Regions from separate parts of the Mus musculus genome. Here all the other regions are linked to region 1. A link is a loop called in an ENCODE intact Hi-C map of the cell type or tissue named here. Cell type or tissue: left cerebral cortex. All regions are shown on one strand. Links, peaks and the distances in the headings refer to the core of each region. The heading gives the core; the rest is flanking DNA.

Region 1 (6,109 bases), core at 456-5,455:
CAGCCAGCCTTCAGCTCAGCTCGGAGCCCCAAGCTGGCTAATCATGTTCCCAACCTGAGTGGACACTGGTATATCCCTCCCACTCATTCTCCCTTTAACAAGGAAAGCCATGACCTAGACACTCAGTGGAATAGAAGCATTCAACAGTCCTAGTGTGGCTGGCCTGTGACAGTGGGATCCATTGCAGCTTGGCTGTTTGAGGTCCCTTGTCCTGTTCAGAGACACCAGGCATTTCTTCCTCTCTACTCTAAGCAGTAATTTTTTTCCCTGTCCCTCCTTGGAGAACTTAGCTGAGGAGGACTTGAGTTTTCTCAAAGGGATCCCAACCACCTGGGTATCATGTGATACAGTCAGCTATACTACCCTGACAGGCTAGGAGGTATCATGTGATACAGTCAGCTATACTACCCTGACAGGCTAGGAGGTATCATGTGACACAGTCAGCTATACTACCCTGACAGGCTAGGAGGTTTAGAGACCACAAAAAGGTCAAGCTACATACCCCAGATGTTCCTTTCCATATCTCTGCTTTCCAGCCTCTCTCTAAACCACATCCTGCCCCAGCATGGGCCCAAAGGGCCAAAACCAGTGATAACCGCAACACTGCTTGGTTTGACAGCATCCTTTTTCTTCCAAAGAGCAAGTGTGAGGGTGGCTAACTTTTGTCTTATTTTGAAGCGGTGAATCAAAAGGTTAGGAAGTCTAGTGTGAGGAGTGGGATGGGTGGGTGTGCTAAGTCTGTACCAGGATATAAATACATTCAAAGTGGGTGCTGGGTGTACGTGATTTTATTTGGTGCAGATGGATGGAAGGATAGATAGATGGATAAGTAGACAGATAGATCACAGGTCATGGAGAGATACAAAATAGATACTTGGTCGGTGATGATGGAAGACACTTAGAACTAGTCAAAATACTGAGAATTAGAGGCTATTGGATGCCAAGTCATAGAGAGGACACATATATACCAATACTTCCAAGGCTCAGGAAACATCATGGAAGAAGGGGTAGGAAGAATTTAAGAACCAGAAGAAGGGGGGTGAGGTATGGAATGATGATTTCCAGTCATGACTTGGCTATTGAGTTAACAACAGCTGGATCACCTGCACAAGATCTCCACAAGAGTGGGCCCATTAACACTCTATCATGGAAAGAGGAGGGGCTTATGAGGTACCACCCCACCCTGAAGATTTATACACAATTAATAGTTGGTGAGGTAGGGAGAGACATTTACTTTAGGGGTGCAGTCACTAGTACAGTGCCTACAATGCTGTAAAGAAGCCCTTGCCCGTGCTCCTATAAACAACACTAACAAAATTCAATGGGTTCCTTCTCGACACCCCCCCATTCCAAAAAAAAAGACATGGCAATAAAAGGGATACTTGTGGAAAGAGTAGGGGTTATCAGGAGTGGGAAGGGGCAAAAGAGGGTAACCAGGTGAACATGGTTTAAAGGGCACAAGTAGGTCACAATGGAATCAATTAATACGTAGAATCAACGTGTGACAATACAGTGTTCTTGCTAAAAATTTTAAAAAGAAAACACTTAGTGCAGACATTGCCAGCAGTGAGAATGCAGGTATTTTTGTCTATGTGCTAACTAACAGGAGGTCTACCGTTTACCTGTGCTTCACAGGGTGTGTGGACACGGCCCTGTGGAGTTGTTTTTGCCTATTGTGTCTGCAGTGTCTGTATGTGGGAAGATACACCACACCACCCCGCCTGGGAGTATGTATGGATGCATGAGGCTTGGAGCGTCTATGTCACTATGTGCCCATCATGTAGGCTGTCTACCATCAGGTTTCTCTGTAACTAGAGTGAGGAGGGCATCTCTGCAGAGAGGGGAAATAGAGGGAGTAATGTTTGGGACTCTAGAACAGGGAGGTGGGTGAGGTTCGTGGTTTTCTATCTATGGGCGGTAGGGCGTGCTGCACCCAGATGTGTATTTGTGCCCTGGATGTTGGAGGCCTTGTGCTTACTCCGACGTACATCTGCCTGGCAGTCTGCGACTTAGAAAGCGGGGGGGGGGGTGAATTTGGGAGATGGGGTGTGTAGGAGGAATGGATGGAAGTGTGTAGGTGGAGAGGTTGGAGCACCAAAGCGAGCGAGGCGGAGAGAGTCGAGAGAAGGAGTGGTCCTCGCTCCAGTTCTCCCCGCCCACCCTGCAGAAAGTGTCTTCTGATTGGCTTCGAGGCCGCAGGGCTCAGGTTACATTCGCAAGAGTTGCGGAGCGCGGGAGACCGGACCCAAGAGGAGAGAGGCTGGTTCTGCAAGGATTCTGCGCTGGTCGGGGAGTGCCCGACAGCCCCTGAGCTGCCACCCAGCATCGTACAAACCCACCCCCGCTCTGCGCCAGGCTCCACCCCAGCCAAGGACCCTCAACACCGGCAATGGACTGCTGCACGGTAAGTCCATACTTGAACTCAGCGTGTTCTGGGGCAAGGGGCACACGAGAACCCCTGGGGGGTGAGTGAGGGATGGAAGTGGGTGCGGAAGACCTAGGAACAATGTGGGAAAGAATGGTGCTGAAATATTGTATTGGATGATGGAAGGCGCCTGCCTGATCTGAGCCAAGCCCTGGGGAAAATGCTCCCCAGCTCGCGGGGGCGTCTGAGCGCCCATGGGCCAGACAATCTAGGTTGTATCTGGATCTGAGCAGAGCTTTCATGCAGGAAAGCTGCTGCTTAGACGAGAGGTGGAACTTCCCCCACGGAGACACAGGAAAGTTGCTGGTGTGCTAGTCCTTTCCCTTGGTATTTTTTGGCCCCCAAACGATTTCCTATCCCACTGCTGCTGTCGCGGACTGTGGCAAGATCTTCACGACCCTCAGATGATCGTCTAAGCCCTTATGTGGCGAAGTCGGGGAGAATCCACCCTGGTCTTGGTGGTGATGGGCAGGAAAGAACCTAGTCAGTGTGGTTCTGGGGTGGAGCTGGTTCAGCCCCCAAAACCTTCTCCTTTGGAAGGTGCTGGGTGAGTGACCGTGAGAGGGCCCTGTGGGCAAGGGGAGGAAGTGTCTATCAGCGCCTACACGGAAACTGGATGCTGCAAGTGCCTAACGCCAAAGCAGATCTTGTTAAGGGCTCTTGTATGAAGGCATCCAGCACTGGTCCTGGCTCCTAGCTGGCTAAAGGAGTTGAGTGACCCATACCTATATAAAACGTGTTTGCTTATTCTTAGCCTCCGATCTAAGGAAAGAGACGACTCCAAATTCCTAGTGTTTTCTTTCTGTCACTCTGGCTAAAGACTCCAGAGGTTACTTAACGACAGCAGGAACCCCACCTTTCTCCCACAATGTGCAAAATAAATAAGTTTGGAAGGGAGGAATAGCCCATATCTTTGAGAGGTGACACTTCCCAATGCCCAGTGTCCAAGACGCAGTGAGAACTTAGGGGCAAGCCATTGCTGACATTTTAACTCTTGTTAAATAAATAACAGCTGCCAGAGTGCCTGATCACCCCAGGTAGGTAGGTCTTTTACAGTTGTACAAATGGGGCTTAGAAATGTGATTTTTTTTCCCCAAGTAGGCACCTTTGACAAGTGTGGAGCCCTGTCCTCTCAAAAGATTGCCCTCCAATCCCTCTTTGAAGCATACTGATTTTCATTACTGTAAATGCTCATAGCAGTAAATGTATAGATCAGAAAAAATATATACATATACATATACATATACATATACATATACATATACATATACATATACATATACATATACAAGCATGCCAATCACATACAGTTCCGCCCTTTGAAGAACACTATCCAGGGCTTCTTCCAAGGAAGCGGTTTGCTATTCTCCAGGGAACAGTTTGTTTGCTTATTTGCTTATTTACTTACTTATTTTTGGTGCTGGGGATTGACTTCTGGACTTTATGCCTGCTAAATATGTACTCTGCTTCTGAGCTACACACTGAGCCCAAGAATCACTTTTTGGCTGGGAAAGGAAAGGTGTGGGTCTTCAGTCTCAATTGAGGAAGAGCCCCTCATCCCCAGCAATGTTCCATTAAGTAAAAAAATAAAAAATAAATAGATAGATGGCAGATTATGAGATATGAGTCAACAGGGGAGGAGGGTAACTGCTAGGCAAGAAAGAAAAGGCTGAGAAGCCAAGAAGGATGGGGAAAGGAATCGGGAGATGTGCCAGCAGGGAAGACATGAATGGGTGAAGACTCTAGGAAGCCTGAGAAGGATGAAGAGGGTGAGATGTGGGGCTCAGGCCTCCAACCTTGTCTCTCCTGGTTAGTGCTTATAAAAATACCCAGGAAGCCATTGGTGCATGGCAAGTAGATAGCTACACCACAGATAACTAATACTGATAGATAATGGCTGAGGGTGTGGTTAATGTGTTTGAAATCAGTGTCCCCTAGAGGAAGAGGGACTGCCAGAGGTATTGAATGTCCAGGGTCCAGGGGCACCTCCTGCACTGGGCCCTGACACAGTCTCTGTTTTTTTATGTCCCAAGTCCACTGGACCAAAGGGCCAGATAATATTCAGCATCAGTCTCATTCTGTGGAGTTGGAAGGAGGCAGAAAGAAGGAAAAGAGGGGGCAAAAAAGGGCGGAGGACTGGAAGAGGGCAGGGCTGCTACCAGGCATCCCTGCGCTGTAAAGAGAACAGTATGCCTTCCTCATCTTTTTGCTCTGGAGTTCTCTTCCATGACCATCCTACCTGATGTTTGGGAAGAATCTAGCCGTGCCTTACTTGTTCTTTTCCCCCTTGGTAAGCAAGCTTAGAGAGAAATGAGGAAGAAGAAAACATCAGTGTTCTTTTTCAAGGGGATGTTTTTAAAGGAGCTATTATTCGATGTTCCAGTGTCTGATTGACATCGCAAATGTACATGACTTTCCTGCCTTCGTCTAATAGGAAAAGAAAAAGAAATCTGTTTTGATAGCCCACTCCTTTCTCCTTTGTAGTCTCGTTGACTGTGTACCAGCTAACAGTATCGAAGTAACCACCCGCCCTGAGGCAGGGGGTAAAAGTACAAATTCTGAAGAGGACCATTTCACTGTTGTTTTGCTATGCAACCTGGGGGAGCTATAAAATGTCTCTGAGGTTGTTTCTTGACTTCTAAAATGGAGATTACATGGCATAAAATGTCCCAGGTACTCGGCACAGGGCCTGATATATAAGGGACAGCCGACAGGCATAGTTCTTAAAGCTGTTTGGATTTGGGGAGCTGAAGGATACAATTCACCTGAGCTAAGTTCTGCTTGGCCCTGAAGAAAATGAGAGTCTCTGAGGCAAAGGAATGTGGCCATCCATGGCTCCTCCTTTTTTTTTGGCAAGTACATTCTCCCACTCCCAGGTGACCCCAGCTTATTCAGAACCCCCCAACACAGACAACCATCAGTCTTGGCTTTAAGAGAGGCAGCTGCCCAAGCACCAAACCCAATGATCTTCTCCCAGATTTCTATCCCATGGGCAGCCATGAGCAGCCCATCCTAAGGAATCAGCCGGAGGGATGGGGAGCAGAGTCAAGGGAACAGCAGTACAGCCTTATGCTAGGCTGTGTTGGGGCTGGCTCTTCTTGTCTTGCCAGGTTTCATACTCTGGATCACCTGTGGTGAGTGGTGAAGAGGTCAGGTCTTAGGGTGGTTGGAGAAAAATACCAACTCCCCAAACCACCGCGACCTCTAACAGCGGGCAAGACCAAGGAGAGGGGATCTGGAATGGGTTTTTGTACCTGCTGTCCTCTTTCAAAAAGCCTACTTCCTGAGGCTATCCCCAAGAAAGAATTGCACTGGGAGAATCACAAAACCCAAAGGGGTTGATCGGTATTTTATGTGAAGTATAAGATGTCAGAGAGAGCTACAGAGCTAACTAAGAAAGACAAGAAGACAGGGGACGTTTTGGGCCTATCCGTCCTCACTCTCTTGGCAACACCCTGAAATTGTGTTTAAATCCTTTGAGAAGCACCTTGAGCACAAATTAAGGAACTCTGAGGCCCAGGAAAGGAGGGTCGCTGGGGAATCATGACGAGGGGGAGTCTTTTGTAAACTTTGCTTTGGCCTTTTGGAGTAGAAAGCTATGCTGACAGGCTGGGCAGGTAGGCCACACCTGTATTCCCAACACTCCAGAGGTAGAGGCAGGAGAACCGTGGGAAGTTCAAGCCC
Region 2 (6,109 bases), core at 535-5,534, 280 kb before region 1:
CTCCTTAGGGTCTTGAATATCTCCTACCTGCTTCTGGCCTTCTTGTCTGTCACATATCACATGCATGTGACCCACCTCTTTCTCATTTTGCTTCTGTTATCCAATTTTGTTGCAGTATTATTTTTGTGATTAAGTTGAGTGGTTTTTGTTTCTCATGCAGGTGCTGCATGCTGGCTCTACACACATGAGGGTGCCTTTCTTGTTTTTTTTCTTTTTTCTTGATCATGTTAGCATACACATGGTAATTATATTTCCTTTACTTGCCCTGAGATCCTTTGTGATTTTTGCATCTTACACATACTCATAGTTCCTATTATTTCTGCCTAACCAGACCAAATGGATATAGGGGACAGTTCTGATGTTAAGATCCTATTCCCCAATTAGTTCTTGATCTGTTAGTAAAGAAAGCCAAGAACTGATTACTGGGTGGAAAATACAGGTGGGACTTCTGCATCCCAGGAGGAAAAGGCAGATTCAAGGAAGGAGAGGAGGAGTTTTGGCTATGCTTTGGAGGGAGAAGAAGCCAGCACCCATGTGAGGTCTCGGGAAGGGCTGGGGCCTATGGCCAGGCAGGTGGTCAAGGATGTTTGGCAGGAGTTATGTGGAACTAGCCACTGGAGTTTAGAGTATATGGGGGGAGCAGAGATAAAAATATTATTAATGTTTTTTCAGGCGGGAGATAGTAGTGTCTAGCAACTGTGTCCTAAGGCAAGTTGAAAAGGAACAAACTGTGTGTGTGTGTGTGTGTGTGTATGTGTCTTTTGTTCAAGGATTCAAGGGATGCCAGATGGGGGCTGGTAGCAAGGTCCACTTCCTGGTGCAAAGACAGCAGCATAAAACTATAAGCAACACATGGATTGTTTCTTTTCTAGACATCTCATCCAACAGAGGGTCCAGCTCATCAAATGTGGTTATTGTCAACAGTATACACATAAACATATATGTGAAAGCATCTCTGTGCAACATGAACTGGGACTTTCCATCTTCTCTGAGCATCACATGTCTTACTTTACAGCTATTGTGGGTGGGTGGGTAGGGGATTGGGGGGGTGGGTATGGGGGACTTTTGGGATAGCATTGGAAATGTAAACGAGGAAAATACCTAATTAAAAAAAATAAGTACCACTCAAATCCTACCAAACTCAAAACTCTAGAGAAGGGATTCCTAATGTTCATTTTAGATATTCTGCCAGGTATTTCATTACAGGTTCACATTTATTCATGGGTTCAGTTATCCATGGTCAACAATGGTTCAAAAATATCAACTGTGAAATGTTGATTAACCAACTGGTAGATTTAAAATAACTCTTATTGTTCAATCTCCTGATACATCTGTGGATTGTGTATGTGCAAAGTCAATCATCCATGAAATAAAAAATGTTTTTAAAAGACTCCTGAACATGTATACACTTTTCCTAAATAAGATAACATTTTTATTATATGTGTTTCATACATAATCTAGAAATGGCTTAAATTATACAGGAAATTTTGTATATAGATTTGCATATATTATATCCAAATACTGCATCATTTTAAACAAGAGACTTAACTCCAAAGCTCCAAGCAGAGCTGGATTCTCATATCCATGGTAGGTTGTGGAACTCATTTCCATGGATTCCAGGAAACAATTGCATATCATTTTGACTCTTCTATATTATGGTCATTGTTATCAATTTTTAATGTGCTGAATCTATAAATTAAATTTTATAAAAGATATTTGTACATAGCATAAGCTTTGAAGGGCAGGGCTTTTATGCACACTGAAATTTGAAAAGCCCTGATGTAGTCCTTGATCCCCAGAGGTGAAATGGGGTGTATAAATTTACCTAATTTAAATTTAAAAATCAGGTGTGGGTTTTGTCTCAAGGGAGAGGAAGAAAAGCAGTGAAAATGATAGTTTATCTGAAATAAAGTTGTTCAGTTATAAGCACAGGATTATAAAATCCACCAGCTTTAATGAAACAGATATTGGGAAAGCAGGGTTTGATGGGGACTATGATCTCAAGATAGGACTGTGCCTAGAAATTTGTCTACAGCTGAAGAAAGAGAGCACCATCTATCTGTGATGCCTGGACCATGGAGTGATAAGTAAAGGAGGGCTTCCTTTATATTTGTATAGATCAAAGCTCTAAAAAGAAACCCAGAGACATCTGCTTCACATGCTCACCTAAACACCTCTGTAATAGCACACTTTTACTTCTGTATGGAATTTTATTTCAAAAAATATGGCACATCCCAAGATAGAAGCATAAACCTCCTTAGACTCAGCCAAGGGAACACGGTTGAGTCAAAACTGGAATCCCTGCAGAGACATTTAGTAGTACATTCTAAGCCCTGGCAATCACTCAGTGAAAGTATCTATTCTCTCTGCAGAACAATATATCTGTAGTAGTGGCTTTTTCAGTGAAATGCCTACAACCTTTAAAACTTTCAGATTCTATGTTATTAAATAACAATGAAAACTTACCCTCCACACCAAAAAAGGACTAAAAACTAGTACATAAAGGAGAGAGAACAGAGTAAATGTCATTTTACCATTGGCTCTATGCAAGCAATGATATTCTGCATAGAGACAGCAGGGAAGAATCACACGTAACCACAGTGACATTTTTCTAAAGATACCTCAGTTTGGGAGGCAAGATTCAGTTCATATTCTCCATTATTTTGGCTAATGCATAAGTTCACTATATGAATGATTCATACTTCTATTCAGTAATTATTCTATATTTCCATAATTTTTGCATTTTAAGTACACATAAATATTAAATTATACTCATCTGCTAAAAATGTTTTCCTCCAAAACATGGTATTAACTAAAAGATGAAACTGTTTATATAGATTTGCCTTCTTAAATAATGCTACATATATTTCCCATAAAAATTAGAAGGAAAGTAGTGTTTAAAATTGGAGTGGACAGAACCAGTATAATTTCTGTTCAGGCAACTACTAACATGCTCCCCACTTCTACCCTTTCCTCATCTCAACTGTATTATATAATGGAATCAGACAGAATTTAATGTTTGAGATTGGCTTCTTTTTCACACAGCATAATTCTATTGAAATTCACCCAAGTTGCAATGTGCATGAATAGCATGTTCCTTCTTGGAGGAGGAAGGTGTGATATAAAAAGGCAATGGAAACAAGAGATCCTTGTGGCAATGAATTGTTATGTATCTTGGCTGTACCAACAGCAATATTTTGGTTGTTATATTGTACTGAAGTGTTGCTAAACCATACCAGTTGGAGAAAGTGAAGAAAAAGGTGCCTGAGATCTTTCTTTGTTTCTTACAGCCAGCTGGGATTTTTGCAATGATATAATAATGAAAGACTCAGTAGCAAGTCATTAAATAACTAATTGAGGTTATACAGTGTGCTTAAGTCCACCTCGTGGCTGGAAAAGAAAAAGTTAATTTTTGTACATGGTTTCAGAAGTTCCAGTCCATGGTCACTGGGGATATGTTTTGTTGTTGTGATTGTGGTTGGTTGGTTGGTTGATTGATTAGTTGGTTTGGGTTTGAAGTTTTGGAGGTTTTTTGTTTTGTTTTTTGTTTTGTTTTGTTTGTTTGTTTGTTTGTTTGTTTGTTTGTTTGTTTTTCTTTCTGAGTATACAATGATGGGATCATATGCCAGAGGTTAGCTATTTACCTCACAGCAACCAGGAAGCAAAAAAGAAAGAAGAGGGTCCAGGATCCTGATATCTCTTTCAAAAACACAAATTAGTGACCCAACCTTCTTCCAACAAGGCCCCGCATCCTAAAGATTCTACCACCCCCAGAAACTCCATGCTTTGGGACCATGACCTTAACATATAAGACCTAGATGACGTTTCAGATCAACACGAATCAATCGTAAGTTATGTAAATCATAGATTAAAAGGTAGCAACTAATTTGGAATCCATTCCTGATTAGAAGACAGAATAAAGCCATAGTACTAAAAGTCCTCACTATTGTTTAATGCTGCTATATTAAAGGTATAATAAAATGTTAATTCATAAAATGGGGGAAAAGATAAGTGTGAACAAAGTTGGAAGTAAATAAGTACAAAATTTGTACATTTTTAATGTACTCACTATAAAGAAATAACATTTAAGGTGACAGTTAAGCTAATTATCCTGATTTGATCATTATACATAGATTGAAACATCACACTGAGTTTTATAAACACAGTTATTATGTCAATCAAAAAGAAAAACTTAAAAATAAAAATATCTATAAGTGACAAATTATATTACAAATTATAAAACTGACATATTTTATTAGTATAGTTCGTATAATAAAATAATCGGAAACCTAATAAAAGAGAGGACTCTTATTAAAATTACCACAGTAGCATACCCAAACATATAACCAATAGAATGTATGCAAAAAATAAATAAAGCAAATTATTAAGCATTGCCAAAGATACTGATAGAAACCTGAAAAAACAAAAACCAGAAAGCTGTGTCACAACTAGAAGCTTTAAAATCCGAAGTATGAGAACACCCTTGTGATGATCTGAGTATGCTTGGGCCAGGGAATAACACTATTAGAAGGTGTGGCCTTGTTGGAGGAAGTGTATTACTGTGGCGATAAGCTTTGAGGTCCTCCTACTAGTTGCCTGTAAGCTAGTCTTCTGGTTCCCTTCAGAACAAGATGTAGAACTCTCAGCTCCCCCAATGCCATGCTTCCCACCATAATGATAATAAACTGAACCTCTGAACCTGTAAGCCAGCCCCAATTAAATATTGTCCTTTATGAGAATTGCCTTGGTCATTGTATCTCTTCACTGCAATGAAACCCTAACTAAGACACCCCACTCCCAAGTTTACTTGTCAACCTAGGAAAAGATTTTTAATGCATTTATGCTATCAGATTTTTCATTGTATGAACTATACTAATAAATATGTTCATTTTATACTTTGCAATTTAATTTCTCAACAAATTTGTCAACCCAAATTAATTACAGAAGTTATTGTTAAACATGAATGTTTGGCAAGTCCCGCCCCCAAACAATAGAATAAGTAGGAAGTTACCCTAACGATATAAGAACATAATGAAGTTTCTATAGTTAAAACAGTGTGGGATTAGCTTACTGGTAGACTGATAGTCCAATGGAGCAGGAGGTAAATCTCAGAAATAGCCTAACATCCTTGACATTTACTATGTGATAAAGGCAGGAGCTCAAAATTAGAATTAGATGAACATTTTTGTAAATGGCAATGGAGTAAATGAAAAACCATATGGAAAAAGATAAAGTGGGATCCATTTACACCATACATCAGCATAACTAAAATAAACCAGACATCTACCTGTTTAAGCCATGAAATGATACAAACAGAATGGAATTCTAAGTAAATTGCTTCACAAACTATGAAGCCATAAAGCATTTCCAACTATGGTTAAAATATCATAAATTATAAAATAATAAATTTAATCAAGAGAAATTTTTAAGACAATAAAAGACAAGTCAAAAGCCAAATAACAAAATGAAAGGAAATAAATGTATCTTATCCCTGAGGTAAAAAGTTTATTTCCCTAATATGCAAATGAAAGCAAGAGGATCAAAACCTCAGAAGAAAATGAGCAAAGGATACAAAAAAACACTGCATATAAGAATTTGGGGGCTGCTGAATATTAAAAAGCATTCTCATAATAAGAGAAATGCAAAACAAAACACAAAAAATTTGTTCCTCAGTTATCATTTTGAAATGTGAAATATTTTAAGAGATACTACATTAGAGAAATTAAAGCAATCATTCCCATTTATTTCTAAGGAGAATACAAATTCCATATATTTAAGGCAGTTCCCGTCAAAAAGAGCAGTTTAAAAAAAAAAAGAAAGAAAGAAAGAAAGAAAGAAAGAAAGAAAGAAAGAAAGAAAGAAAAAAAAAATTTATGAGCTAATTAAAATTAATTAAAGTGTTAAGGATCTACTGTAGCCAAAATAATTCATTGAACTTAATAAAAGTGATTTAGCCGATTGGCTGGGCAAGATATGCCCACAGATACAGTAGTAGTATTAATCCTAGGAGTAACCAGCCACTTTCTGATTGGATTTAAGGCTCATTCCAAAAGATGCAACTCATATCTTAAACCATTGTTGGTTCAAGAGCATGTGATTAAACAAATCA
Region 3 (6,109 bases), core at 454-5,453, 380 kb before region 1:
GTTGCTCCTCCACAAACTCCCATGCCACATTCACCCCCTCTCCATGAAGTTGCTCCCCAACCCACCCACCCTCTCCTGCCCCACTGCTCCAGCATCCCTCTATGTTAGGGCATAAAATCTCCACAGGTACTTGACCTTTCAAAAGGAAACATCTAAATTTCCTATTGTGGCAAGCTATGACATTATTGTCGCTCCCAATAATGAGTCATTTTTCATAAAATATCAGCCTCGTGTGTTGCAGTTTGGGATATAATTAGGTAAAACATGAATTTTCAAAATTATAGGGTAGAACAAAATCAAAAAAATCCAGTTCACCTGTATTACTAATTAAGTGTATATATTACCTAATTAATGCTACAGTCAAATCACACTCTGAGAACGTTTGGTAAGAACAATATAACTCTTTGGTGTCCACCCCAATCCAACATACTGCTAATTATATTTCCTGTACTCTGAAATACATGTTTTTTTTTCAAAATTAACATTAGAGTAGAGGATAATTAAGGAATACCATGTATCATGTGATATTCATTGTCTTCTGCCTCACCGCTATCCTCTACTGTGTATTTCCAATGTTAGAAATCTTCTCCTTCCATAGCAAAGCACCATTGATAACTTGGTATGAAGACAAATTATTTAAATAAGGTTTTTGTCCTGAAAGTGTTTCAAGTCCAAGACAGTATTCAAAGCTATTTTGTACATGCACGCACATTGATGTGCAAATGGATTGGCTTAAGAGGTTGGGAGTCTCAATGAAGAAAATAATATTTAGACAGATAATACAAGAAGGGAGTAAGTTAAACAAAGATAGAGGCATGTAATGTGACATCTCTGAGAACTGTGGGAATAAAGCAGGGGATGTTCTAAAAGGAACAGCAAAAGAAAGGATTCACATGTAACAGGCAAGATACATACCAGGAATATCGGGTCCACAGTGGAAAATTATATGTTGATTACAAATTAGAATGGGAACAAAATATAACAAAATGTTAATGTTGGTTAATTGTGGATAATAGTTAAAGTGCAGCTCAGTATTTCAGGTAAGCATCCAATCAGTTCCAGAAGGGAGTGGATTATAATCAGGAATCCAAGGTACCCATAGAAGGAGACAGAGGAAACTGCAGCAGGCCCAAGAGAAGGTAGGTTTGAGAATATTCAACACATAATGACCTAGTGTGGAGTTTAGGCACACAGGTTGCTGCCTATTAATGTACACACTCAATTCATATTGCCCATTGATAAATTTCAATTAGATTCAGGCCTTGAAAATGCATCCATACAGCATTTCTTCTTAATGAACTTATGCCCCAGCACAGAACATATAAATAAGTCCTCAGTCATCATAGTTGCTGGGCTACAGCTCATCATAAGCAGACAGATGAATAGGCAAAGCCCTTAGCTTGAACCAGTCAGACCATCCTTTCTGTTTCCAGTCCATATATGTGTAATCATGGTAGCCCCAGAGTTCTTTGAGCCTGCTCTAGTTCTGAGAACTGCTGGATTCCAGAACTGTGAATAAAAGCTAAGTAAGATATTCAAACTAAATTTATTGCAGTTTCATCTTTTGACACCATCTTGGTTATTCTGGGCTCAGAAATGAATATGGATGAAGCAGCTGAGCACAACCTTTAAAGCTTAAATCTGTGTAACTGGGGAAGAGTATAGAGACTGAGTCCTCACCATAGGAAACAGCATGAGAAAGCCTTGCTGAGTTTTCCATAGAGATTCTTGTTTATATTTATGAAAATAGCACACACCACATTTGCTGCTCTAACAATGACTTTCCTAAATTACCTAAGCAAATAGAGATGCTACTAATAATCTATTCATTCAGTTATTCATAGTAGCAGCAGGTGGTAAACTTGGCATGTGAAACAAACAAAGCAGAGTCTCCTATCCACAGAACTCACAGTACGGTAAGGTTTGGCTGGGTACATTAATAGCATCCAAAATATATTTGCCCAATACATAAGCTTAATACCATTTATATTATTACATTATGTGTATATCTTAACAAAATGTAGGAATGTTTTTAGTCTGTGATTTATTGGATTCTCATTATCGTTTATATATTTGTTTACAAGTTTCATAGTAAATGTTCATTAAAGGTGATATTTACCAAAGACAGTAAACTCAATACTTATACAGCAACATCTAGGAAGACCAAAGATGGTTCATGGTGCCTGATGAACTGGTAGTCTTCCTGAATTCATGGCAAAATGATCAGTTTTGCATCCACATTTATTATTTGGAATGATCACTCCAGGAGATGTGGGAAGGTGCCTAAATGATTCAGTTCTGTTCAGCAGAACCAAGTGAAGGACCCAGAATGCCTCTAGGGCTCATTTAGATGCTTCTTATACAGAAAAGTAATAAAGAAACAAAGAGATAAAGGTGGCCAGCATCTGGAAAGCAGCCAATCTGTGTGGAGAGGAGGAAATGAGAGGCCCAGAAGGCAGGACTACCAGACATCTCTAGAGGGTCTCAGAAATTTGTAAGTGATTTCTCAGGAGTTGAATTTTTGTATTAATTAGTGAGAGTTCTTTGGATGTTATGCAACTTAATGAATCATTTGTCATTTTAAAATCTCAGGACTAGTATCACTCAAGTCCATGGTGAAAGATGCAAGACAGCTCTGGTGAATAAACATTCCATTTCTGTATAGCTATGTCTTGGCACAGTTACCTGAAGGAAAGGTGATCTAATTCTCCCCAGATAAAGGACATCACAGACCCAACAAAGACAAGCTCCTCAAACTATATCAAGTGGCAACTCAATCAACTGTAAAATCCATATGCCTTCAAAATGTCATAAATAAGTTCATTTGAGTTCTTAAAACATATGAAGTATGGAGAATTTGTATAAAGAATGCATGACCCTTCTTGATGTCCAGAAACTAATTCACTTTACAAAGACAAAATCTTCCAGTTGGCATGTTAGTAGATCCTTGTACAGTTAGTAGATCAGCCCATTGTATAGTTTTAAAGCAGATATATTTGCTTTAAAGAACATTGTGCACATTTTAATTACAGCAGGTAAAGTATTTAAAGTGGTTTTGTACATACACAGACGCGCGCGCGCGCATGCACACACATGTGCACACATGCACACACACACAAGGACACAATGCCTAGCCCTACAAAGTATAAAGACATAACTGAGAAGATTCAGCAAACACTAAACCACTACGCCAGGAGGTTCACTTAAGTAGCCACCAGGTGGTGCTAGTGACTCAATAACATCGATCAAGGCGAAAAGGAAGCGGGAGGGAGGAGGATTTCGCTGCTAATTCATATTCTGAATCTTTTTCAAGCTCTGAAATGTATAACCATGGATTTTATATAACTCCTTATATAAAATTTCAATGCCTTATTAAAAAAACATAAACTTTTGAAAGTGTTCTTTAGATCAACATTTAAATTAAAAGGTTTGAATGCATTTAATTTGCAAATCCTTAATGGGCACTGTCTAAATTGCCTAGTGAAAAAAGACAAGCGGGGCTGGTGGCACACACCTTTAATCCCAGCACTTGGGAGGTAGAGGCAGGCGGATTTCTGAGTTCGAGTCCAGCCTGGTCCACAAAGTGAGTTCCAGGACAGCCAGGGCTATCCAGAGAAACCCTGTCTCGGAAAAACAAAACAAAAAAGAAAAAAAAAGAGACAAAATAGAAAAGACATGACAATCATAATACAAACAAGGTACCAAAAAATGAGTGCAGCATAACTGTTAACTGAATGTTCACTCTTTTAAGTACTCTTAAGTACTTTTTGATATATTGATTCCTGCCGAATCCTAGCACCTAGTCACATAACACACTAGAAACATGATAAATGCGGAATGAATGATTTGATTAATCCACAATTACATAAAAGATGGTTTTAATTTCTGTGTTCTCTGGTTTTAAATGCTTACCAGAACAATTGGTAGCCTAAATATTTCCAGTAAAATATGTTTTCATACCCATGTTAAGATCATTTAATGAGAATTTAAATTTTATACATGCTTAAGGCTCTTTAAATTGTGTAAATAAAATGGATTCTGTTATTTGTGTATTCTTACCCCCAAATCCTATTTAACTCCACTACATTAGGAAATATTTGTACTTATTTTATTTCAATATACAAAGTTTTATGACACAAAGCACATATTCAGCTACATACAGTGTCTGTGTAAAATTTAACATCATCCCATTTCTCAGCCTTTTCGGTGCTGTTGCTAAAAGCAAACAATGACTTAACACTTCTTTGTAGACAGCTTTGTTTGCCCACCAACAAGGACAGATCTCTTAAGGATATGTACACATGTCCTCTTTGATATCAAAACAAAGGCGGGTACCTTCCACTAATAGATTCAGGACATCATTTATGTGGCAGTTCTTTCACGCTCACTGGCAGTCATTGCTCCAGATTACCATATGGGAATCAGGATCATTTCCATGCCAGTCTTTTCTCTGTTGCCATTCCTTTACCAGTTCTCCCACAAATCTACTTCCTTCCTTCCGAGAATTCACTGTATGTTGGTGATGCAAGCCTATCAGCTGGAGTCACATAATGATGGCCTTAAGGTTGGTTCACCCAGTTTGGGGAACTGCAGATTCCTTAAATCTGCCTCTCTTTGTTCCATTCTAGAAAACAATGAACACTAGCTAGACTGAACATGTCACTTCTGCCTTGTAAGAAGCCAATGATGTGGAGGAGTCACATAGAAAGTTATGCAATCTACTTCCCAGATTTCAGGAATAAGGTTTTCTCCCCATTTGTATTAGCAAAGTGTACTAATATATTAGTAGTTTGATTCTGTCAGGTAAGGAGCCAAGAATATGTGTCCAAATCTCAGAAGATTCTAAAGACAAAAGAAGCTCTGACTAAACACAAACAACTCAGTTACAATGTTAACATTCCACAAAATATAGCTTACTTATATTAGTAATATAGCATGACAAAATAAAATTTGGTAAATTGTATGCAAGGATAGAGTATTTTGATGATCATAGATTATTAGAACTAAAAACAAATGGGAAAAAATAGAGATTTCTAGTTCTAACATATTAAATAAAAAGGGAAGAAATGAAATCTTTAAGCTATTCCTATCAACACTCTTTTATGAAATAAATCTAATGAGAATAAATCATAAATTTGCTCTTCCTGTGCAGAAGAGTTTATGAATTTTCTACTGAGATCTACTAAGCTATTACAAGTCCTTTGTACAAAAATTGACTATTAGATAAATATTTACACTGAGAGACTTTGGTAGGGTGGAAGGGGCAGTTAGGTCATTACATTGTCTGCTATGCAAATATGAACACCTGAGTTAAAACCCTAGAATTCACAAAAAAGGGAAAGGGGGAAGGGAAGGGAAGGGAAGGGAAGGGAAGGGAAGGGAAGGGAAGGGAAGGGAAGGGAAGGGAAGGGAAGGGAAGGGAAGGGAAGGGAAGGGAAGGGAAGGGAAGGGAAGGGAAGGGAAGGGAAGGGAAGGGAAGGGAAGGGAAGGCAAGGGAAGGGAAGGCAAGGGAAGGCAAGGCAAGGGAAGGGAAGGCAAGGCAAGGCAAGGCAAGGCAAGGCAAGGCAAGGCAAGGCAAGGCAAGGCAAGGCAAGGCAAGGCAAGGCAAGGCAAGGCAAGGCAAGGCAAGGCAAGGCAAGGCAAGGCAAGGCAAGGCAAGGCAAGGCAAGGCAAGGCAAGGCAAGGCAAGGCAAGGCAAGGCAAGGCAAGGCAAGGCAAGGCAAGGCAAGGCAAGGCAAGGCAAGGCAAGGCAAGGCAAGGCAAGGCAAGGCAAGGCAAGGCAAGGCAAGGCAAGGCAAGGCAAGGCAAGGCAAGGCAAGGCAAGGCAAGGCAAGGCAAGGCAAGGCAAGGCAAGGCAAGGCAAGGCAAGGCAAGGACCTGCTTGGTGAGTTTAAGGCCAGGCAAGAGAAAGGCCTTAATCTCAAAAAACCAAAGTGGATAACAAAAACCTGAGGTTAACCTCTGAGCATCCACATTCACATTTGTCCTCCAAACATAGGTTCACATTGTGTACGTACCAAAACAAAAAGAAATATCAGCAAACCTCAGCCAAAGGTAGAGGAGGCTCATGCCTATAATCTCACACTTGGAAAGCTGAGGCAGGGGATCC
Region 4 (6,109 bases), core at 766-5,765, 260 kb before region 1:
ATATGTGTATAGCTCTTAGGCTCCTAGGCTTCAGGAAGACCATGGATTTCAAGTACAGTCCAGAGTCTTGCATTACAAGAAGCACAAACTACATAGAGCCCTCACCCCTTCATTATAGTGTCTTTACTACAGGAAGGTACTTTGCACCCTACAAAAGAAGAAACGTTAACACCAACCCAGCCACGAACTCTTTGATCTACAATGGCATCCTGACGGCAAGATATGCTAGTGCAATGGTGGCGCAAAGCTTGAGAAAGTAACCAACCATGATCTGATTTAAATTGAGGCTCACTCCATGAGATAGAATCCAAACCTAACATTGCCTGGATGACCAAAACTTGAGACTAGATACCCAAGGGATCTAGAGGAAAAACAAATGCTACTGGTCAAAACTGAGGGAAAAAAGAAAAGTAACAATAAAATGACTCTCAATGACATTCTGCGATACTCACAGCTCAGTGCCTTGACAGCCATGGCCAGAAAAAAGCTTTCTGCTACAGCAGATGGGAATAAATACAGAAACCCACAACCAGACCAACTGCAGTGAGTAAGAAGCCTTAGAACACTCAGTCCTAAGTGGGATGTTTCCATACAATCACTCTGACTAGAGGTCAGGGAACCCTGAAGCAGAGAAGGGAGAAAATGTGTAAGAGCTAGAGTGGATAAAGGACACCAAGGAAGCAAGGCCCTCATGATCATCAAGATGGGTGCACCAGGATGGATGAACTCATGGAGTCTGAGGCAATATGCATAGGGCCTGTACACATCTGTCCTGTATGGGACCCAAGAGCTTAAAGGAAAAATGAACACAAGCTCTACCCCTAGCCCAGAAGCTGTCTCCACATGAACTTTCATGAATATGAAAGTTAGTTTTCTCCAAACGAGTCTCACTGGAGAAACAAACCACTCGTAAGGGTAGGCTCTGTGCAGCAGTAAATGCCAACAGAACATGAACTTAACAGCATCTTTAGAGGTTCTTTGCCCCATATGCCATGTCAGGGCTTTTCTTTTTCTTATTTTTCAATTTTTATTTTATTTATATATTTTTATCTCTTTTTACCTTACAGGTCTTTTGAATATGTGTTGTGGCATACAGTTTAATGTTTTTATGGGATTCCAAGTATGCAAATGAGTGGGTCTCTGCATCTAGATCTATTTCTGGTATCTTCTCTTAGTCTCTTTTCCTGCTATTTGTTTGTTTTGTCCTGTACCAATGTGTTAGTTTTGTTTTAGCTTTTATTTTATTTTATTTTATTTTACTTTATTTCATTATTATCCCTTAAAGTCTATTGTTTTTCTAATGAGGAAAAGAAAGCAGATGGATTCTAATTGGAGGAGAGGGGAGGAGAAACTGGGAGTAAAAAAGAGAAAAATGTAATCAATATATTATGTGAGGGTAAAACTATTTTCATAACAGGAAAAAGAAAAAAGAAACAGCACAAACCTGACCAGAAAGAAGAAATGACACCAGACAGAACTCCATTGTCATGGCCACACCTCAGACAACATTGAAGTGGAAACATAAGAGTTCTTTGGAAAGTAAATTGTGTTGGATGGTGTTTTGCTGGGACAAACATATAAAGGAGTGTTTTCCTGAAGTGAACACAGTGGAAAGACTAAGGCTGACTGGTGAAAGAACTTTTCACTGAAGGAGATACAGCTGAGAGGATGTTCTGCTAAAGCAAGGACACATGATGAAGGATTCTTTGAGAACAACACACATGTATTGGTCTGTCTTACTTTGCATAATCGTGCTCCATTTGTTGGAACTCTAAGGACTTGGGCTGATTGGATACACGTGCTGAGGCAAGGCCCATGCTGAGGCAAGGCACATGGAAGGCATGAGTTTTGGAGGGTATGCATAGGACTTGATGGTCAGTGATATAGGCTGAGCTTGGCTTGCTTATAGAGCTAGCTCTGCAGTGCTTGTGGATCTTGCTGATCTTTCCTTCCTTGAGAGAGGCACAGCAGAGAACTTCTCTTGGTGTTCCTCTGGGTCCCTCCTGCTGACTCATGCAGAGGCTAAGGTCTAGCTGTCTCTGCTAGGTAGTGCCACTTCATGCTTGCCACCTTGACTCTACTGAACTGGACTGCTGGTGCATCCATGAAGTGTTTGCGAGTGGATCTAACTGCTACTGCTAAACTGTGAACTGAACTTCCAATTTCCAAACAGCATAGACAGGAGTTGCTCCAGGGAACCTTTCTAAACAGGTCCACTTCCCCCATATCCTGTCTTTCCTACTACCTCTGGTAGGTCATGGGATAAAAAGGAGGTTAAAGTGTTTAAGAATCATCATTCAAAATAGGATTTGAAAACACTAAAGTTACAAAGCATCTGAGAAAGTAAGTAGAACTAATCTCTTCTCTCTTAAACTGGGTGTTCCTACTTCAAATAATCTAATCTAGATAAACCCTCATGGGAGTACCAGAGACTTGTCCCCTGGGTGATTCTAGATTCTTCCTTGTTTACAGTATTAACCACCACATATAGAAAGCAAAATTAGATTTTTGGCTTCAGAGTGAATCCCTATCTCAAAAAAGGAAAAAGAAAGAAAGAAAGAAATCAAGATGAGTGAATATGTTTTCTCTGGGGTAAGGATATGGAACACCTGGGTCGTAGAGCAAAGTATTAATTCTATAAAAAGTTGTCCAAATGTTTTTTTTTAAAGACACAAAAAGACAATTTTTAAAAAGAATGCTTTCAGAGTCAGAACTCAAAAAATAAGCAGAGAAGACAGAAGCAACTTCAGTGAAGCAGGGGGGCCTTTAAGGATACACTTGCATTTTGTTAAATCATTAAGGGCACAGTTATTCCTCCCAGCTTTTCATCAGGTTTTCAGATATACCATATTTCCTGAAATCACACATTTTTGAGGGGTGTTTTCTTGTACACATGGTTGACAGGTCCATGTGGATTAACTCATGGGAGGGGACCATAGCATGTCTTTGAACTCATGCAAACTTTCAGGTATTAAGAATGGCATGACTCCACAGAGGAACAGAAATAGAATTCAAATCCCATTCTTGTGACCATATATCACATAACACATATGGAGAAGATTTAAAGAAAATTTTAAAATGATAATAAGTGTATAAAGTACCTATGCTTTATCAGGAGAAAATAGCCTTTCCATCCTGGGCCTCAGCAAGCCCCAGCTACTCCACTTCCCCACTTTCACATAGTATTTTAAATCTAAATGGGGGAGGAAGTGATAATGATGCTTCCTCCCTCCTTCACATGATATTTCAAATTCAAAGGAGTGAACTTGTGATATTTTCCCATCCTTGAAGTTAGTGAGCTAACAGGGAAATGGGAAATAGAATCCAAAGTTGATTTGAGGGGAAGAGTTCATCCCCGGTGACCTCCAAACCTGCTAAAGCCTGATTAAGCACCAAACAAACTGTTCTATAATTTCAATGGTACCTCTATATGCAAGGCTCCTGCGTTCATGAATTTAGTTCAAGGACTTTAATTAGGTTCTTCCATAGTTGCCAGTATTTTTTTTTCTGGATATTTCTAAAAGTCTATCTTACAGTCATCCCAGAACCTGGATAAAAAAATGAACATAACTTTCCCCCATAAAGCAGATCTCTCAATAGACACTCTCTTTATTATTGGACTATAATCAGTGTAAGTTGTCATACTTATTGTCCCAGGAAAATTGTTACTAGCTCCTTTAGCATCTTAATTAAGTATTTAGAATAAGAATTTTAAAGTCTTATTCCTCAACACAAATCTGGCTTTTCTATTTACCAACAGTATCATCTTGGGAAATTTGTTTTACCTTTCTTTGCTTTTCTAATTTTTGAAGTTAAAAATGGGGAAAATAACCAAAATCCAAAGGAAATTTTAATGACTAAGTGAGACATTGTTTGGCACAAAGTACATTTATCGCTACTATTATTATTAGAGAGTATATATTTTAATTACTTTACTTGCAGGATTTTTATTCAGTACGTAAAATTGAATGATTATGGTGACATACATCTGTAATCTCAGCCCCTAGTAGGTAGAGGCAGGATGATAAGAAAGTCAAACCACTTGCTACAATATAGCAAATTTCAGATCAGCCTATACTACATGATACTCTGATTCTAATAAATAATTTTTAAATAATACAAATAAAACTTCCTCTATTCTCTCTAGTTTTAATAGTGCTTGAAGATGCTATGTAAGTTACTGTGCTAGAAAAGACTACATTCTGTGTCCTGAATACTAACTCTAACCTGACAGACATGACTTACCCACTGGTGCAATGGCATGACTCTTACAGAAGTGTCCAACTGCTCGGGCCTAAAATCTCCTGAGTAATGGACCACTGGCCAGGTTTATAGTACCAATTGTGACATCCCTTCTTTGGAGTAGGCCTCTAATCTCATTAGAAAGCAGTTGGACTCTTATATTGTTAAATGATCATGTTGTTCAACTGCCTTCTAAATAGATAAATTAGTGTTACTTGGAACTTTGGTTAGGAAGCTTTTTTTTTTTTTTTTTTTTTTGCAGTTGGCAGCAGTTAATGAAGTGTTCAGAATAAATGACTTAGAGTTCTCAGCCATTAACAGGACAGCTATGTCAATCACCCACCCAAAGGATTGGGGGACATAACAGAAGACTGGGCAGAAACAATGTAAGAGCCAAGGGATGGGCAGAACTTGTGTGAAAGGCTGTTTTCTGGATATAAAAAGGCTGATACTCTCAAGAACTCACAAGTACCTGTCGTTATCTTCAGAAGACTTGTATAAGACCAAGCCAGTCAATATTCTAGCATGCATGGAGTGTAGAGGCTTGTGTTCTCATGCTAATTATATTACCCAAAAATCTGTTTACAGTGTCCCACAGAACTAAAGGAAGCCTATCCCTACTTAGTTTTGACTTGTCAATAAAGTTTTCTGTGGCCAATGGCTGGACAGAAGCTGGACTTTTAGGATTCATAGGAAGGGACCAAGGGAAGAAGGAAGAGGAGTTTCCACCATGATGAGGTGGTAGGAGATGGACCATGCTGAAAAAGTACAGGAGGGAAAGAGAGCCAACATGTAGGTTCAGGAGGAAATCAGCCCCAAGAAAGCTGCCCCCGGGGTCCAGTGCAGCAAAGATGCAATATAGATTTAATAAGTATTCGCTCAGGAATATCGGAGGAGAATGTGTGTTACCCATGGGGAGTTAAGGAGTGGCCCAGCCATTGAGGTATTTAAGGTATTAAAACTATAAGGCTGTGTATGTATGTCTTTCTTTCAAGGAATCTAAAACATTGGGGCAGTAGCAACAAGCATGCACATACCAACCAGGAAGTATAGAGCAGATTAATATACTACCACAACAATGGAGAGTCACAGATCCCATCCCTCATTGAGAAACTACTGGCAGCTGATGGCTGTCAGTGGAAGTAGAGTTATTTTTCTTTGGGGATCTAGCCACTGGCAGGTTGCCCATGCTCCAGTGGAGGACACTACATGCATGCCAGCACAGACGAAAAAAAGGCTTTATTCATTATCAGAAAACAGCCTGCTAGATAATAAATACTACTTTGGCTCCTGGTACTAGCTTTAGGTAGTTATCTATTAATGGTCTTCTGGGTTATTCAAGATGTTGTATCTCCTCCGGGACCAGAGATACAACTCAAGTTTCATCTTTGGTCCAGTTATATTGAGTTTCAGGAATTTATTTTTGTATTTCATATCCTCTGTTACTCATATGTGGTCATAATTTTTGCAGTCTACTTTTAATAAGCATTCAACCTTTCCTCTTTCCTCTTTCCCACCACCCACGTGAAAGAGAAAAGTTATTAGGATATGGAGGAAGTATACCTGTTCAGCAATAGTTCTTTGTGGGTGAGCGCAGTCCTCTTTGGCAGCAGTTCAGTGCCTATCATACACCAAATATGACTCAGCAGATGCAGACCAGTCAGTCCTCTAGGCAGGCAGACAACACACACAGACCAGCAGCTTCAGTTCAGTCCTCTCAGCAGGCAGATATCAGACCCAAACCAGTAGCTGTAGTTCAATGCTGAAGAAACCGCAAAGCTAGCCAACTGGCCCAAATGAGCTGCCACAGGAATTTCATAAGCAGCTCTTTGGTGAGTTTCTCTCAACTCTGATACCACAAGTGGAG
Region 5 (6,109 bases), core at 410-5,409, 62 kb before region 1:
CTCTAAAACTTGGCTCTAGAATTTAACATTCCTCTCTCAAGTCACTAAAATGAACCTTCCATGCACCTCACAGATGGTGATGATAAGAAAAACAAGGCACTTCCTTCCCTAACTCTCCATCACTGTGCCCACTCCTAGTAGCTCATAGGTCCTCTAATGTTGCTGTACCCATCTTTGGCTCCTCCTCTCCATCCTATCAATGCCAAACCCCTTCAAGTGTTTTCTCTTGAGGGTTTATTTTGTTGTTGATGATGATGTAATTTTGTTGATTGGTTTTGTTTGTTGCTTTTTGTCTTTGATGACCTGGTTTACCACACTTACGACTGTGAAAATGTTTCCTTTCCAGTAAGCTCAGATAAGTCAGGAGACAAAAATACGATCGTGGAGAGACAGAAGGTTAAAAATCTCTGAGAAAAAGTCTTGTCACCATTTCACAAGCAAAGAAAAGAGGAGGCACACTTGCATATTGGATTCTGTGCTAAGAATCACTAACAAGACTGAATAAGAATTCACTTTAACGAGATCTTTTCTATTTTTAACTCATAGCCTATATCGGAGAACTTTTTAAATAACAAGCATTGATCCAAATGATCCCAGTGAGCTCATAGAAATTTAAGTAGGAAAATCATAAAATCATCCCAATTTGTCTCAGCAGGGGAGAGTTTTTAAAAATCCTACAAAGAAAATATTTTACAAAATTAAGGGCTTTTTGGTTTGTTTTGGTTTGGTTGGTTTTTGGTTTTTTGTTTTTAATAAAAGTGATAGACAGGGAAGAGAATTAGAATTAACAAAGCTGACATTTTCCTTGCTGAAAGCTACAAAAGATGGCAGGCCCCTTAGGCTATACTTAACAGGGCAGTCGAGCTAATGGGGGTCCCCTCACAAGCTTGGTGGCCTATTAATACTGCTTTTTAAGTTACAGGCTAACCCTAAAAATCCTCAGTTTTCTTTCTCACTCCGGAGCTAGTTCGATCAGGAAGCCTACATGGCAATCAAGGATTATCCGGAAAGCTTAACAACCTCAAGAAGCATGTACCATGAGCAAAATACTCTGGAACCACAACATCCCAGAATTGCATAAGCAGGATGGCAGCCTGCTGGGGAAACCGGGAGGCATATGTGTGGGAGGGCCCTGTCTTGGGTAGATACAGAACAAAAGCTGAAAAGTAAACGCATAAATAAGAGCTAAGCAAAGAGAAGACTTGAGTTGGAAGAACAGAGTGAAGAAAATATTCCTTACATGGGCAACAATGTTGCAGTCCATAGGATGGGGAATGCCTTCCCAAGCCCTTCTGTGTTTGCCAACATTCAGTTATAGAAGCTCTTTGTGAATGGATTTATGGTGAGAAAAAAAAAATTTAGAGGTGGAAATTATCTTTATAATAAACGTGTTAATTGTGTTACTACCGATGAAGAGATATAACCTAACCACATTACCCATCAAGGGACTAGAGCACAAATAGATTAAGCAATTTTAAAGAATAATTAGAACAGCTATGAATTCAATGAATATCTCTTTAATGATACCTAGTACTTTACACATTGAGACTGCAACCCTGGAAGGAAAAATAATTCCAATAGTAGATAAAAATTCTTGCTGCCAAGGATCTTACAATCTACTAGGAGCTTACTCGTGTAGCAGAGTTCTTAAGAAAGAAGACAGTAATGTCCTTGACAGGCCTCAGAAGGTAGTTTATGACAGAATGAGAATCAACGTCATCTAATTCCAAAGGAATTGCAATTTCATTTTTGCTGTGAGGATAATGGTAATGGGACCACAAATTCCTAGCACTCCAGCCAAGAGCTTTATCACTGAGCTATATTCTCATCCCCCCCCCCAAATTTCATTTATTGACAGTCTATGGATGAGGTCCACTCTTTCAGTGATACAAAGAAAAGAAGGGTGGGTGGCTCCAGCAGTAACCTTTTACTTTAAGTGAATAGATTCCTATCTTTTGATATCTCCATGCAGAGGGCAATGTCCAGCTCAGGTTAGTCAGATGACAAGCTCTGACCTGCACAATGGCCAGTGTGAAATAGCTCCCTCTCCAGTGTGATGAGTCTTACCCCTCCACTAGTATCTCTTAGGCTGTATCAAAATTCAGAGCTGAACCTTAAATTATTCTGAGCTAGTGAGGGGGTTGTATTTCTTAGCCCTAATAACCACTTAGAAACTAGTAAAATTTAATTCCCTCAAGGCACCCATCCCGACAGAAGCCCTCCCCAAGGGCACTACTGAGGGGGCAGGTGTTGAAGTATTTTGGATGACTCAGACACCTGTTTCCAAATATTATCTAACTAAGCTTCGCCCCCTTCTCTTTGAGCTCTCCTCAAGGCTTCGGTCTGGGGACTCTGGAGCCTATTCCAATGGGTAAACCGAAGTCTCTCCCTGCCTCCTATGCTGCAAATGAGGTACCCTGCATGAAAAAGGCAGTAGATGGGCCCAACAGTACCTTGAGCCAGAACTAGGTGCGAAAAGTCCAGTTCTGACTCAAACCAGACCTTTAAAGGGGACGCATGCCATGATCCTGCAGAAGATCTGAAAGGCAAGGGTCCGGCACAGCTGTGACACCTCACCTGCACTTCTGCTGACTCGCGCGATTATGAGCAGCACTATCCCAAACACAGGCCCCGGGGAAACCATGTTTGTGAAGATCCTGATTAACCCGCCGAATTCAGGAAGAGCCCCTATGCGGGGGCGGGGACAGGGCAGAGGCGTGGTCTTGCGTAGTGGGCGGGGCCTGGGAGGGTCTACCTATCGGGCCCCACCCTCAAGCCTTCAGTACGCGAAACCATCAGCGGCGCGGCGCGGCGCGGCGCAGGGCGCTCCCCTCCCGGCCTCCGTAGTTAAAAAAAAAAGAAAAAAGAAAAAAGAAAAAAAAAAACGGTTACCCAGCAACGAGATAAAACACTGGAACCATCCGCACCAGCTTGAAGAGAAAGAAGAGGTGAGGCAGTTTCCCCCACTCCCTCTCCAATGTGGAGGCTTCGCCATTTTCCTTCGTGCCGTAGTCTCTCCGCATCTCCAATACTCCCGCAACTCCTGGACCAGACAGAGAGCCTGGCAAGCCCTTTCTCGGAGAATCTGGAACGCTAGGTCTTTGGCGTCCCGCCCACGGTTTGACCTGCTTCCCCTCGACAGCCTGTCCTCCCCCGCCCGGTTCAGGGCTTTACACAGCTCTCAAGATTCGATATCTAATCTGCTGTTTGTGGCCAAAAGAGAGAAAGGGAAGAGACTCCACAGGTTAGGCCTTGTTAAACCTCTAGTCCTCCAGCCTCGACCCCAACCAGCGCCGCCTTTGTGCTTCTTGGGGGAGGCAGAGGGAGCACACGCCCAGACCCGAAGCTCTCTTTTCTCAATAATCAAATCCTATGTCAGCCACCTTTAAGCCAGTCCTCGAATAATAAGATAAAAGAAGGCCTGAGAAAACCAGAAAATAAGATTCCCCAAACATCAAAAGCTGACTCCCAAATACACGACCTCCCCTTTCACAATCCCTCATCAGAAAGCAGAGGCACTTGAGAACATGCTTCAAAAGTTGGGGCTGAAAAACAAGTGAAACTATTCAACAAATTATAATAATTTCTAGAACGACTAGATTTTTGTTTGCTTGCTTGCTATTTGTTTGATTTTTGGGTTTTTGAGGCAGGGTTTCTCTGTTTAGCCCCTGGCTGTCCGGAAACTCACCCTGTAGACAAGGCTGACCTTGAACTCACAAAGACCCACCTACCCTTGCCTCCCAAGTACTGCACTTGAAATAGTTTCTTCTCAGCAATGTAAAGGGGATTGTTTATACCAGCTTCTCAGCAATCATTGTCTCTTCAATACTGTGGGCTTGCAACATCTACCCTCACCTCTTAAGGACAGAAAAACAAAGTACTTAATCTAGTGAAAACTGTGGTTCTCTAACTTTGAAAATATGTATTTGTCTAATTTAATGGATCTGGATTTATGATACTATAATTCACAAAGCATAGTGTTTATCCACCAGGCTGGCTCTAATCGCCGCACTTGGGAGACAGAGGCAGGTAGATCTCTGAGTTAGAGGGCAGCCTGGTCTACATAGTTACAGAACAGCCAGAGCTATGTTGAGAGACTCTGTCTCAGAAAACAAACAAAATAGTTCAGTGGTAGAATTCAAAACTCTAGGAGAAAAGGATAGACGTGGTGGGGTGAATTTGGTGTTCATTTATTTAGTATGTGCATGTGTATGGGCACGGCCTCCATGATGTCGTCAGCCTATGGAAGTCAGAGAACATTTTGTGAGAGTCAGTTCACTTCGGCCACAATAGGATGTGCGTGGATTTGATTCAGATCTACTGAGATAGAGAGAGCACCAGGACCTAGATTGTGTGACTTTTTTCTTTTTAAAGTCCAAAATATGGTATGTGTGTTTGAGAAATGATTTGAGTCGTGATAGTGAGTTGGTTTGTGAAACTTGTGATTATATAATTTAAATTAGGCACTTTTTACTGAATCTTTAGGTACCATATAGGCAATTCTTTCCGAGGAGATGTCGATTCCTTTCTCCAACACCCACTACCGAATTCCACAAGGATTTGGAAATCTTCTTGAAGGGCTGACACGGGAGATTCTGAGGGAGCAACCGGACAATATACCAGCTTTTGCCGCAGCGTATTTTGAGAACCTTCTAGAGAAAAGAGAGAGTAAGCTCTTTTAAAAAAAAAAATAGGAATTTTAAAATAAACTAAGCATTTCATTATGGTAAAACTTAAGATTGAGGAATATACATGTCTTCAGCCTGTGACCACCATGTACGTGCAAACACATATCTAGCACTACACACACACACACACACACACACATACACACACACACACACACACACACACGGGAGCATGAAAACATACACACATACAAAAAAGAAAAAAAGAACATTAAAAATCATGGTCATTGTGCAGAAAGCCTTTATAAGGCCAGTGGTTGCAAGTACGGCTCTTACTGTTTGCAACAGGCTGTGACAGTTCAGTACCCTGCCATTCTCTCTGTATTTCTCACAGATGCAGTATGGAAGGACCCTATTCTCAGGCAACCCTGCTAGCTCACTGCCTGTTCTTCCTGAGAGGATAATTTGCAGTTTTCTTTAAATTTTGATTCTTCTCATTTGAAAGTATCATAAGTGTTATAAAAATAATTTAACACTCCCTAGATTAAATAAACCGGGTTTCGCTGGGGTATATGAAACTGTTCTTCAACGAAGGCACAGAAACAAACTGCTTTGGCAAGTGAATTGCCAGCTGGGAAGGTAATTTACATTCTATGTACTTTCCAGGTCCCATCCTGCACAGAGACTAAGGTTCATGCTAGCAGTGACTTTGATTTTAAGCCAAAGTGAAGTTCCTATACTTCCTTTGTACGATGTACAAATCCCAGCCTTGACGATTCATGAATATGAGGATCTGGCTCACAGGTCAAAGGGGGAAAGAACAATTATCATCATGTTTGTGCTGAAAACCTACTCTTGCCTGGAACAATCATAGTATAGAAGGTTTGTTACCATTACTTTAGGCAAAGTAGACTGGAAATACCCCTAAGCAAACAGATGTTCCTTCATAAATCATTTTACAGAGAGAGGAAACCCAGGACACAGATAGAATCCAAATAACTCACACACACTGAACAGCTCCACCTCCTGTCCCTTGTGATCCTGCCTTTGAAGAACTCAAAATTTCCACCAGTTTCCTGACTCCTGCTGGTCTGTTTCATATCCAGTCAGGGTGAATGTTTGCTGCACAATCTACAATATTAGTAGGGGAAAGCTATTAAGATATATTGTCTGATTAAAAGTAATGTTTGTATGAACATGAATTTGGTTATTGTAACATTGACTTTTACAAATTCATGCAGTAAAAATCTTTAGTCATTTGTTTAATTTTAGAACTCAGGAGCATACCATTAAAAAAATATTTGAGTCATTGTTACCAGGTCACAGTAATAAAAACAATTGATGACTAATGGCCTTAGAATACTAGTTCTCTGATAAACAAGTGGCTAAAACCATTTGAAAAAAAAACTTAACCACCACACCCACTTCCACTTACGTCAACTAAAGGTGAATTACCAACTGATACAGTGTAAAAACTTAAC

The links. A loop is a pair of places that touch in the nucleus more often than their neighbours do. Peaks named below come from ENCODE experiments on the same cell type or tissue, not always from the same donor. Only the 100,000 strongest peaks of a DNase experiment are listed, where the experiment ranks them.
Region 2: a loop joins it to region 1, with 2.3 times the contacts of the local background. A loop is called at or near these places in 2 of 42 quality-filtered maps.
Region 3: it touches region 1 in a loop (5-fold over the local background); 6 of 42 quality-filtered maps call a loop at or near these places.
Region 4: a loop joins it to region 1, with 2.7 times the contacts of the local background. A loop is called at or near these places in 2 of 42 quality-filtered maps.
Region 5: it touches region 1 in a loop (4-fold over the local background); 19 of 42 quality-filtered maps call a loop at or near these places.

Annotation. Positions count from the first base shown.
Region 1 is chr9:37,548,832-37,554,940 of GRCm38, reverse strand. Nrgn (neurogranin) reads left to right here and starts at 2,196. Exons shown (of 4, transcript NM_022029.2): 1 at 2,196-2,404. The coding sequence starts at 2,390. In left cerebral cortex, for the core only: a CTCF peak has its summit at 2,933; DNase peaks (open chromatin) are centred at 2,174, 2,587, 2,976 and 4,115; H3K4me3 peaks cover 3,698 bases; H3K27ac peaks cover 4,218 bases.
Region 2 is chr9:37,827,075-37,833,183 of GRCm38, reverse strand. No RefSeq gene overlaps it. Among named protein-coding and RNA genes, the nearest start is that of Gm24764, 7.3 kb to the right of the region's middle. In left cerebral cortex, for the core only: no CTCF peak of the experiment used is centred there; DNase peaks (open chromatin) are centred at 2,203, 2,551 and 3,101; H3K27ac peaks cover 1,459 bases.
Region 3 is chr9:37,929,820-37,935,928 of GRCm38, reverse strand. No RefSeq gene overlaps it. Among named protein-coding and RNA genes, the nearest start is that of Olfr878, 14 kb to the right of the region's middle. In left cerebral cortex, for the core only: a CTCF peak has its summit at 3,211 (motif pointing right); DNase peaks (open chromatin) are centred at 1,551, 2,347, 3,223 and 4,366; H3K27ac peaks cover 4,293 bases.
Region 4 is chr9:37,808,494-37,814,602 of GRCm38, reverse strand. No RefSeq gene overlaps it. Among named protein-coding and RNA genes, the nearest start is that of Olfr876, 7.7 kb to the right of the region's middle. In left cerebral cortex, for the core only: no CTCF peak of the experiment used is centred there; DNase peaks (open chromatin) are centred at 2,924 and 3,180; H3K27ac peaks cover 1,211 bases.
Region 5 is chr9:37,610,395-37,616,503 of GRCm38, reverse strand. It overlaps Spa17 (sperm autoantigenic protein 17), which reads left to right and starts at 2,784. Exons shown (of 5, transcript NM_011449.2): 1 at 2,784-2,948; 2 at 4,486-4,668. The coding sequence starts at 4,515. Siae (sialic acid acetylesterase) reads right to left here and starts at 2,683. Exons shown (of 10, transcript NM_011734.4): 1 at 2,578-2,683. The coding sequence starts at 2,644. In left cerebral cortex, for the core only: no CTCF peak of the experiment used is centred there; DNase peaks (open chromatin) are centred at 1,096, 2,854, 4,552 and 5,155; H3K4me3 peaks cover 1,558 bases; H3K27ac peaks cover 4,706 bases.